Regions from separate parts of the Mus musculus genome. Here region 1 is linked to region 2. The links are chromatin loops, found by intact Hi-C in ENCODE. Cell type or tissue: gastrocnemius. All regions are shown on one strand. Links, peaks and the distances in the headings refer to the core of each region. The heading gives the core; the rest is flanking DNA.

Region 1 (5,384 bases), core at 103-5,102, 87 kb before region 2:
TGGTCACTGACCTCTAGGGTGGCATCTAACCTGGACCCCTGTCTTGAGTGATTCCTAGAGTAAGAGAGCAAAGTTCAGTATTCTTGGTTCTAAATATTAAAGAGGGAATAAAGGTGAAGGTGGGGTTTTTGTTTGTTTTTTTTTCTTTCTTTCTTTCTTGTTCTGTATGTGCTTGAGCCAGTGTGGTTGCTAAGAAACTAGAGAAATGCAGAGAGAGACCTGCCTAAGAAAAGCTAATGGGGACGGCAAGGGTAGTTCTAGGTTATTAACATTTTACTCCAGGATTTTTTTTTCCTGGGCAGTGGACCTTATAGTTTCTTTTAAATGGTGATAATGGTATGCAGATGTTCTTAATCTTCATAACACACGCCAATTTTTATTCTTAGAACATTGTATTCTTATACTGTGATAGGAAGTGAAAAATCATACAGTACTTGTCTTAGGTTTCACAAAACTGATAACTGTATGGTTTCAATTATGTATTCACACGTTTAAGTCTGACCCAGGGGTTCTGTGGTCATGGCCTCTATGAAAACATTAGCTTAGAGGATTGTTTAGAGAACTTACTGAATTCAGGTAAAGGAAAGATTAATTTTTTAGCTATTTTTAAAATAATAGTTAATTGGCAGCAAAGGGGACTTTTAGGAGCAGTTGTATACATGAATTTTCTCCTGAAACTTTGGTTTGTCATCTACGTGTTGTGTACCCCTTACTCGCTAGCTCATTTCGTAAGAATTTCACCTGTGGTTTTCACTGAATAAAATTTATTAGATTCCCATAGGAGACCATTCAGCATACTGCTGAGTTATTTACTCTGTACTTCTTATATATAATATCTTTTTGTGATTAATTTTTAAAAATTTTGTCCAATAGGTGGTTGTTTCATTTGTAAACAAGATAAATGGAGTTGATTATAGTTTGAGCGTGTTGCCATGTGCTAAAATAAGTTATATATGTGGGGGTTGTTTAAGGTTTGTATTTATGCAGGCTACATCATTCTGGAAGTCTCTGCTTTCGCATTAAATGGTGCCATTCACTAAGGCCATCAAGGACTTAGAATTAGAAATTAACTAGATGATATATACAAGCTGTAGGCAAAATGCATTCTTACTGGTCCCTTTCATATTATTTGAAGCAGTTTTAGAAATGTGCCAAGTGAACATGTGAAGTGAACAAGTGAAATATGTGCCAAGTTATTTTCTATTGGATTTCAGAAGGTTTCAAATTGTTTGTGGACAGTTTGACTTTTTATCAAGCAGAATTAATGATTATAGATAAATTTTACTTTGGAGTAATTAGGAATTTATTCTAATTTTCAAATTTGAAGTGCTTAACAGTTTTTGTGATAGAGAAGACATTGCCTGTTGGTAGTTGAAATATAAGTTCATTTTCAATAACTACTTGGAATTCTTGTTCAGGAAATGAACTGCTACATTTTTATGATATGAGTTGTTAAATGGAAAAGAATAAGTGTTTAGGAAGTGCTTTTTCTAGAATTCATTTCATTTGCTTTGGTTTATTTGATCAAGATTGTGGGTAGATTAAGAGACTCTTGAGAGGTTGCTCTGAAGCCTATACCACCCCTGACTTCTAGCGTCCATGCTTAAATCTGTATTAAAACCTTTAAAGATAAACTCCAAGGTTGCTTAACTTCAAAAGAAGTAGTTCAGGAAGGCGAGGCACCCGTGCAGCCTGGGCTGGAATAAGACTGCTCTTAAAAGCTACAAAGATGGAAAAGAGAAAAATTGTGCTCTAAAAGATGGGTTTTCCTGATGGTCTTCATGGAGGGTTGGTAGTGCTATATGGTACTTGTCTGTTCTTTCCTTATTTTCTTTTTATTTCTGTTACTGCCTATATAATATGTATGTGCAATGTATGGGTGTACTTGTTCAGGTATGTGGTGTACTTGTGTGTGAATGTGTGTGCAGAGGCCAGAAGTTGACATCAGGTGCCTTGCTTAATAATTCTCATCTAAAATACTGAGGCAGGGTTGCTGGATTAAACCCAGAGCTCGCTGATTCAGCTAGTTTAGGTAGCCAGCTTGCCTCTGCCTCCTGAATGCTGCAATTACAGCCAGACTGCCATGGCTTGCTGGCCTTTATGCAAGTACCTGAGGTTTAAACTCGGGGGCTTAAACATATAGTAAATACTGCCTGCCTAGCCATCTTTCAGTCCCTTTTGTTTTGTTTTGATTTTGTGTTTGTTTTTTGAGACAGGGTTTCTCTGTGTAGTCTTGGTTGTCCTTGAACTCACTCTGTAGACCAGACTGACTTCCTCTGCTTCCCAAGTGCTGGGATTAAAGACATGCACCACCAGCATCTTACTGTATCTTAGACTAGTCTCAAGCTCACTATGTACAGCCCAGTCTTACTTGTTTCTCTTGCCTTACTTAGCCTTTTAGACGCCAGGATTGCAGGCTTGTGCCACGAACTTCAGCTTATTTATTTTTATAGCTTCCAAATAAGAACACTGACTTATTTGTTGTGGTAGTCAGTGTATTCTTACTGGCATAACAGGAATATCACGGTTGTATACGCAGGTTCTTTGTAGAAGTGAACAGGCAGTTCTCATAAATCATCAGATTCTCCTCAGGTTAGAAAGATATTAATGATTTATTTCAAATATCAGATTAGTAAACTGTTAACTACAGTTAATGTTTTGCTCTGGCCAAAAAAAAAAAAAAAAAAAAACCTGCATTAATGTTTTACACTGGTGGCCCATGGGGACAGTTTAATTTTTAGTATCCACCAAAATTGTTTCTTTTAAAAAGGTCAATTCAAATATGGTAGTGCATGCTATAATTGTAATTAGTGTTTGATAGCTAAGTAGGTGAGTTAGGAGTTCAAGGCCATCCTTGAGTATACAATGAGTTTGAGGTTAGCCTGCAGTACATAAGACTATCTCTGCAAAATGCATCTCCCTCTGCACGTGGGTTAGTTTGACACCATTCACTGTTTTTGTTTTGTTTCACTGGGTTTCCTTCTCTTAGATTAGTAACTTTAAGTATTCTGCCTAACTGGAATGCCTGCTCCCTCCTCCTCCTCCTCTCCCCCAGTTGAACACCTGACACACACACTGGGGATATCAGGGAACAGGGTCTGTTGCCTGGAATGGTACTTTTGAGAGAGTAAAGCGAATGGGCTGTGATAGAGGAATTGGCTGTAGGGAATAGGAGCGTGCAGGCTTTTAATGGCTGGTTGTGTAACCTCACAAGATGACCTTTGAGGAAAGATCTGAAGGAGTGGTGAGAATCAGTAGGGCCATGTTGGCATTAGCTCATCGGTCTAGAAAGTAGTGGGGTACTGATGATGAGAGTCTGTACAGGTTTCTTTACACTACTCAGGTTGATTTTAAAATACTTTTTTGTTGTGTTTTTGAGACAGGGACTGTCTTTGTAGTTTTGGCTATCCTGGAGACCAGGACTATATAGACTATGTTGGCCTTGAACGTAAGAGATCCTCTTGCCACTACTGGGTCGTATGTATCTTCAGTACCTTAAATATAGGAATGAATTTGCTTCTAGGATTTTGAGACATTGATAAAATATGCTATCTAGTTTTACTTTGCTGGTTTCAATGATCTTCAGGAAGCAATTGATAGTGCATTTATGGTGGTTGAAATTTTTTAATTTTTTAAAAATACAATTTAAAAGGTGGTTTGAAGATGAAGCATTAATGTTTTTCCTCACTTTCCCTACTATGGGGATAACCACAATCCTGTCATACTGTGATGTGTCTCTCTCCCATGTCTAGCAGAACACGGCCCTTTTTGTGTTAGAACAAAATTTGCTTTATTCAGTATTCCTGTTAGAAGTCAGTAGTGCCAGGTTAAGTGTGGTGACAGACACTTGTAATACCAGTCTTGAAAAAGCTAATGTAGGAAGATTCAAGTTGGAGGTCAGCCTGTCCAGCAACAACAGGCTAGAGAGGGCTGGAGAGACGGCTTAGTGGCTGCACTTGCTGTACTTGTAGAAGATGTGGATTTAGTTCCCAGAACCTTTATCAGGCGGCTCAAGCCATCTGTAACACCAATTCTGGGGTGGTTTGACACCTTTTTGGATTCTGTAGACACTGGCACACGTGATGTGCATATACATATTCTCCGGCACACACACAAACTTAAAAAAATTATGGGCATTATTAGTGCCATAGTGCCATTTCTTGCGTGTTTGGATAGAACCCAAGACCTTTACACATTTTAGGAAAGTGTTCTACCACTAAGTTATACACTAATGCAGAGATTGCCCTATAAATGAATGTCAGTAGAAAGATCTCCATCCTACACTGCTCAGCTTAAAATGGGATGGCTTAGAGTGGAGCTGGCAAGTTTGAACCTTTGAATTCAGGGGAAAGGCACTGTTACTGTAACAATACAGAGTTGAGAGAGAAGAGGGAACCCTGTCTTTTCCTAGAACTACACTTTGTTCCTTTCCTTCAGTTATTGGTGGAGCGTTGGTTGCCTTCTTTACTCACAGACTCTGGCTTGGGGCTTTTTACTTAGCTCTGTGAGCACTTGTTTCATTGTCTCCCACTTGTCGGTATTACACACTGAGGTATTACACACTGAGCATCGTCGGTTCACCAGAGCATCTTCTGAGCCCCTAGGGATGCAGCTATAAACGAAGGCAGTATAAAGAGAATCCCTGATGTTCAATGTAGTCTCAAAGAATTTTTTTCTAGATATATTTCCCCTTTTGTGTAAATCTATTTTGTTTAACTTAGGAAAACCCATAGTTATAACTAAACTGACCAAACCCTAAGAGAGCATCTGTGTAGTTCTCCTTACACCTTCTCCCATCAGTCATCTGTCAGGACTGTTTTCCCATCTTTATAACCTGATAGGATTTTTTTTATCAATAGAGCAAACCATGAGACACCAAAAAACACAATCTGAGCATATATTTGCTTTTGTCAGTAAAATGTGATTGATCTTCAATTTGAGATGTAGGATTTGAGTTTCTGGGCTATTTATTATTTTACAATAGACTATCTTTAAGAACCTTTTACGTTATTTGCATCTCTGTGCATGTTTGTGTGACTATATGTCACATGTGTGTGGACCTCTGGGAGCAGGAAGAGGACTCCTGGTCCCTTGAAGCTGGAATTACAAGCTGAGCTGGAGCCCTGGAAGAACAGCAAGGGGCTCTTAGTCACTGAGCTGTCTCTTCAACCTCAGTTTTGTTTTTGTTTTAATAAAGTATTCAAGAAACTGCTGTGGAAACCCCTGTCACCTCTTGTACTGGAGACTGACTCAGGGCCTGGCATATGTTAAGCAAGGTCTCTGTCTCTAGGTACTGCACTATCTTAGCAGCTCTGAATGGATGCTCCTTAAACTTTAAATAGGTTTGAATGCCATTCTTAGAGCAGATTTGGCCACTAGTTTCT
Region 2 (5,384 bases), core at 166-5,165:
CTTGGGTCCTCTGCAAAAGCAAGCAGTTGCTCAACTGTTACACTGTTTCTCTTGCCCCTCATTCTTCTTAGGCAAGGAAAGGGGCTCCCTGCACTTTAAGTAGGCGGCGTGGCAGCCAGCACACAGTGACGTGGAGGAGCTACAACAGAGGCAACCCGCCACACTCTGGGCCATTTCCACATGCCTAGCTGCCCCACATGAGGGAAGATCTCTCCCAGATGTTGTTTCTTGGCCGTCCTTCCCACAAGAGGAAGGACACAACACTGTAAACTGTCCCAAAGGAAACACAGCTTGACTCTTTTAAGTGTCCTCTGGACACTTCCACATGGGGAAGAAACTTCAGGAGAAAGAATTTGTCTGAACAAACGGCAGGGGGATGAATAAATCACTAGCTTTCCAGCCAGCTGTCTCTCTTCTCAAGGAAGGAACCGAACAGGCAGTGCTTAGGGCTTCTCAGATGCCCCAGTGACACCTGTGCAAGGGACAGACAGTGACTTGAGGCGACTTTGAGACAGGCACAAAATGGGATAGCTTGGACCAGCCAGAATCCAGTTACCAAAGCCCACAGCCCTCTGCAAGAGACCCTCCCTGTCTTGGGCTGGAGAGATGGCTCAGTGGGTTAAGAGCCTCTGGAAGAGCAGTCACTGGGGCCTCTCCTGGGCCACACCCATCAATCCTCACTTCTCAGATGTGGGCTACTTCCTATTTCCTAAACCTATTTGCCTATTTGTCTCTGGCCCATTGGACTTCCAATCTGTCAAGTCTATTTCCATGGAATAAACCCCAATCGGATTATAAGAGAAAGTGACTCTAGCTGAAATAGAATACTAAGATGCAAACTCCAAACTTAACAATACAATGAAACATTTCTATCTTTTTTTTTTTTTTTTTTGAGACAGAGTTTCTTTGTGTAGCCCTGGCTGTCCTGGAATTCACTCTGTAAACCAAACTGCAACTCAGAGATTCACCTGCCTCTGCCTCCTGAGTGCTGGCATTAAAGGCGTGCACACAGCCAAGCACACAGCCAAGCCAGACTAGGCTTAAACTAGACGTTAAAGGCTCAGCACACTGCGGGTCACCTGTGAACTGGAGCTGTGGAGCCAAAGCAAAGTGGAAGGCCACAGATGATTCACCTCAGCACTGACACAGAACAGATGTGGCCTGGAAATTACGCCCTCCTAATGGAGTGGTCACCCTAACATCTGTAAACACAAAGGAACTCATTGCTTTCAGCGTGAGTTTTTCTGGACTGAAAGCCAACTTTTTTTATTTTTTAATTATTAAGACTTCCAGTACTAATAGTTCTTAAAAGAAGGAAAAAAAGTCAGAGTAAAAGAATTCAAATCAATCTTGTCTGAGTATTTCGATGCACTGTGATCTTGCTTTACCCGATGCCAAGGGGCAGCAATTAGTACCCGCTAAAGTGACGAATATAAACAGGATACTTATGTGAAAAGGATAAGGTGACCAAATGGCCCTTTAAAAACATATTGTTATTATTATTATTATTATTATTATTATTATTAGAGAGCTGGGAATTCAACCTAGGACCTTGTGCATACTAGTCAGGTAGTCAGGTTTTCTAACACTGGGCTATAACCCCAGTTTCTTTTCTTCCTTCCTTCCTTCCTTCCTTCCTTCCTTCCTTCCTTCCTTTCTCTCTCTCTCTCTCTCTCTCTCTCTCTCTCTCTTTGAAACAGGATCTCAAGCTGTAACCCCAGTTTCCTTCCTTCCTTCCTTTTTTCTTTTTTCTTTTTTTTTGGGGGGGGGTTTCAAGACAGGGTTTCTCTGTGTAGCCTTGGCTGTCCTGGAACTCACTCTGTAGACCAGGCTGGCCTCGAACTCAGAAATCCACCTGCCTCTGCCTCCCAAGTGCTGGGATTAAAGGTGTGTGCCACCACTGCCCGGCCCAATTGGGGGGATACTCCAGCCTTACATCCTTCCTCTGTCAGCTTGTGAGGAAAAGATTCCCAGAAGACCATGGGGCAGGAAGAAAAAAAAAACGTACATACAGGTTTATGTGCTTCTGTGTCTGTGTGTGCGAGTGAAAGCCGGAGGTCAGCCATGGCTGTGTGAACGCTGGAGGTCAGCCATGGCTGTGATTGGGAATATGCTCGTAGTGACAAAGAAAGGAGCAGCACTCTACTCAAGTGTCAGGACAAGACAAAGTTTATTGTTGATCAGAAAAGCAAGCACACAAGACAAAGTGCACTTGGCTTTTATTCTAACTGATGTGAAAATCGTGCCTCTTCTTCATTCTCTGGGCTCCACCTCACAGTGTTATTCAGTTGGCTAGTCTTAGAAGAATTAGCTCGCTGGAATTAAGAAATAAGGAAGGGAAAGACATCATTGCTCCAGGACATCAAATCCCTGGACAGGAGCAGTGACCTCTGAGAAAACAAGGGTTTTAATGGTGGTGGCAGGCATGCGTGTGCATGTGTGTGTGCGCGCGCGTGTGTTATGGCATTTACATAAAAGGTAGGGGAGACAAAGGATTCTTTTTTAATTTACTTTATTTCATGGTGTTTTGTCTGCATGTATGTCTTCTCTTCCCCCAATAAACTTTCTTTATACTAGACTTATCTATGGTGTGATTGTTCAAGGGATGCCTCAGCGTGGGCCCGCTGAGGTACTCCACCCCAACCTCCCACCCCCACCCCGCCAAAATTATACTGCGTTATAAAGGGTAACCGAGGACACAGGTTCAGTTTCCAGCACCCTCACAGTGGCTCAGGAGTGTCTGGAACTCCAATTCCAGGGAATCTGATGCCCTCTTCTGGTCTCTTTGGGCACTGCAATGGCATGGTGTATAGACGTTCATGCAGGCAAAACGTTCACACAACAACCAATAAATAAATAAATAAATAAATATTTACAAATAAAACCAACCTGGAAACAGTCAGCTGCCAACTGTTTTGAATCAAACTTAAATAAATAAACCCAGTTTTGCACAGTCTTGCCTTTGTCCTCAACAGCACAACACAAAAGATAGGTGTAGAACCACGGCTCTTTCTGAGCTCCCTTCTGGCCAGTCCCAAGGGCAAGCCACCTATGGGATGGCCTGGGAGGGCAGAAGTGTTCTCTGCTGGGCAGCATCTCTCGAGCCACTTCCCACTTCCGGCCAAGAGCAGAGACACAGGCCACACCCTTGGGGCGGAGCCTGTGCGGCACCCAATGTGGAATGGGGCAGACAGCACAGGTCCAAGGAGGTCTTCACGTGGCCACACCTTGGCCAATTTCCAGACTCAAAGGACAAAACTAGGGGCACAGAAGCCTGGGGTTTCTGTAGCTGTGGCCAAATACAATCCCAACATAGACACTGTAACAACTGCCAAAAAAGCCAGCGTGGCAGAGGGGCCACAAAGAGGGCAGCGAAGGCACTTTCCGGAATGTCTGCCGACCCATGGAGTACTGGGAAATACAGACCACACAGCGTTTTGCAGCCACTCACCTGCTTCTGTCAGCCGCATAAGGGGTCTTTCCTTAAAGTTGGGTCATGCTGGGTGGGGTGCACATCTGCCACCTGTGAGACATCTTGTGGGCCGGGCAGTGGTGGCACACACCTTTAAAACCAGCACTTGGGAAGCAGAGGCAGGTGGATTTCTGAGTTCGAGGCCAGCCTGGTCTACAGAGTGAGTTCCAAGGATAGTCAGGTAGTCAGGGCTACACAGAGAAACCCTGTCTCGAAAACAAAAAACAAAAAAACAAACAAACAAAAAAAGACATCTTGTGGGACCCAATTCTCTCTTGCCAAATTCAGGTTGCCAGGGTCATTTAGGTGGCTGAAGAATGGCAGACATGAGTTTGAGGTCAGCCTGGCCTACACAGTTAACTGCAGGACAGCCAGGGGTACCTAGCAAGATCCTGTACACACACATAAAAAGAAAGCAATTCTGGTTTTTTTTTTTTTCAATTTTATTTTTAGTGTATTGGTGCTTTGCCTGCATATATTTCTGTGTACTACATGCACGCCTGTTAACAACAGAGGACCAGAAAAGGGCATCAAATCTGAAACTGGAGTTACAGATGGTTGTGAGCCACCACGTGGTTGCTGGGAATTGAACTCAGGTCCTCTGGAAGAGCAGCCAGTGCTCTTAACTGATAAGCAATCTCTCCAGTCTCTTTTATTTTCTTAAGATTATCTGGGGATCTCTGAGTTTCAGGACAACCAGGGGTATGTTTGTGTGTGTGTGTGTGTGTGTATGTGTGTGTGTGTGTGTGTGTGTGTGTGTGTGTGTGTGTGTGTGTGTAGTATCTATTACTGTGGAAGATGGGGATGTGACATATGACAGCAGTCAGGGGACAACATTGGGGGTTGGGTCTCCTTCTGGCAATGGTTCTGAAGACTAAATTTAGGCTTTTGTGTAGCAGATCTATTCCCCATCAAGTTGTCTCACCAACCCAAGAAAACCTTCCAAATGATAAAACTGATCAAACTTCTCTTTTTCTTGAGACAGGGTCTTGTTATGTGCCTAAGAGGGCCTGGAACCCACTCTATAAGTCTAGATTGGCTTCAAATTTATAATCCTCCTGCCTTACACTCCTGGGTGCTGGGATTACAGGTGTGTACCACTCTGCTGGCTTAAATTGGCCAAATACAGAACTGATTTCAATGTTACATGAGTCAGCGATCTAGACTCTTGAAATAAAGCTATACATTTTGAGACAGGGTCTCTCTATGTAGCCCTGGCTGGCCTGGAGCTTACTATGTAGACCAGGCTAACCTGTAATTCAAAAATCCACTCTGCCTCTGGATACTGAGATAAAAGGTCATTGGACCATCATACCAGGCTTTGGTCAACTGATTTTTGATAAGGAAGCCAAGATCATTTAATAAAGTCATTTTGATGAATGCTGCTGAGATAATTAGTCATACACAGAGAACAAAGTATCTAACCTCTCTTCACATACAAAAACTAACACAATGTGGGGATAGAGGGATGGCTCAACCCAAGAGAGCTCGTTGCTCTTGCAGAGAACCCAAGTTCAGTTCCCATTGATGCCATCTTCTGGTCTCCCCAGGCAACTGTATCCACATGCACTTCATATATATAATAATTTAATAAGCTGGGTTAAAGAACTATATGTAAGAGCTAGTGGCTGGAGAGATGGCTCAGTATTTAAGAGCACCAACTGCTCTTCCAGAGGTCCTGAGTTCAATTCTCAGCAACCACATGGTGGCTCATAACCATCTGTAATGGGATCCTTCTGGCATGTATGAAGAGAGCAATAGTGTATTCATATACATAAAATAAATAAATCTTTAAAAACTCAGCACAAGTAACTAGAGAAACAAGACAAATGGAACTTGAACCAAAGTTCAAAACTACTGAGCGCAACAGGACTCTACGTGCAAAATCCACAAAATGTGAGAAAGGCTTTGC

What was found. Hi-C counts contacts between places; a loop is a spot of excess contacts. Peaks named below come from ENCODE experiments on the same cell type or tissue, not always from the same donor. Only the 100,000 strongest peaks of a DNase experiment are listed, where the experiment ranks them.
Region 1: it touches region 2 in a loop (2.4-fold over the local background); 1 of 42 quality-filtered maps calls a loop at or near these places.

Annotation. Positions count from the first base shown.
Region 1 is chr5:122,494,893-122,500,276 of GRCm38, reverse strand. All of the region lies in intron 3 of Atp2a2 (ATPase, Ca++ transporting, cardiac muscle, slow twitch 2), which reads left to right. Among named protein-coding and RNA genes, the nearest start is that of Atp2a2, 4.6 kb to the left of the region's middle. In gastrocnemius, for the core only: no CTCF peak of the experiment used is centred there; no DNase peak of the experiment used is centred there; H3K4me3 peaks cover 3,289 bases; H3K27ac peaks cover 1,553 bases.
Region 2 is chr5:122,407,847-122,413,230 of GRCm38, reverse strand. No RefSeq gene overlaps it. Among named protein-coding and RNA genes, the nearest start is that of Anapc7, 12 kb to the left of the region's middle. In gastrocnemius, for the core only: a CTCF peak has its summit at 2,777 (motif pointing left); a DNase peak (open chromatin) is centred at 2,774; H3K27ac peaks cover 480 bases.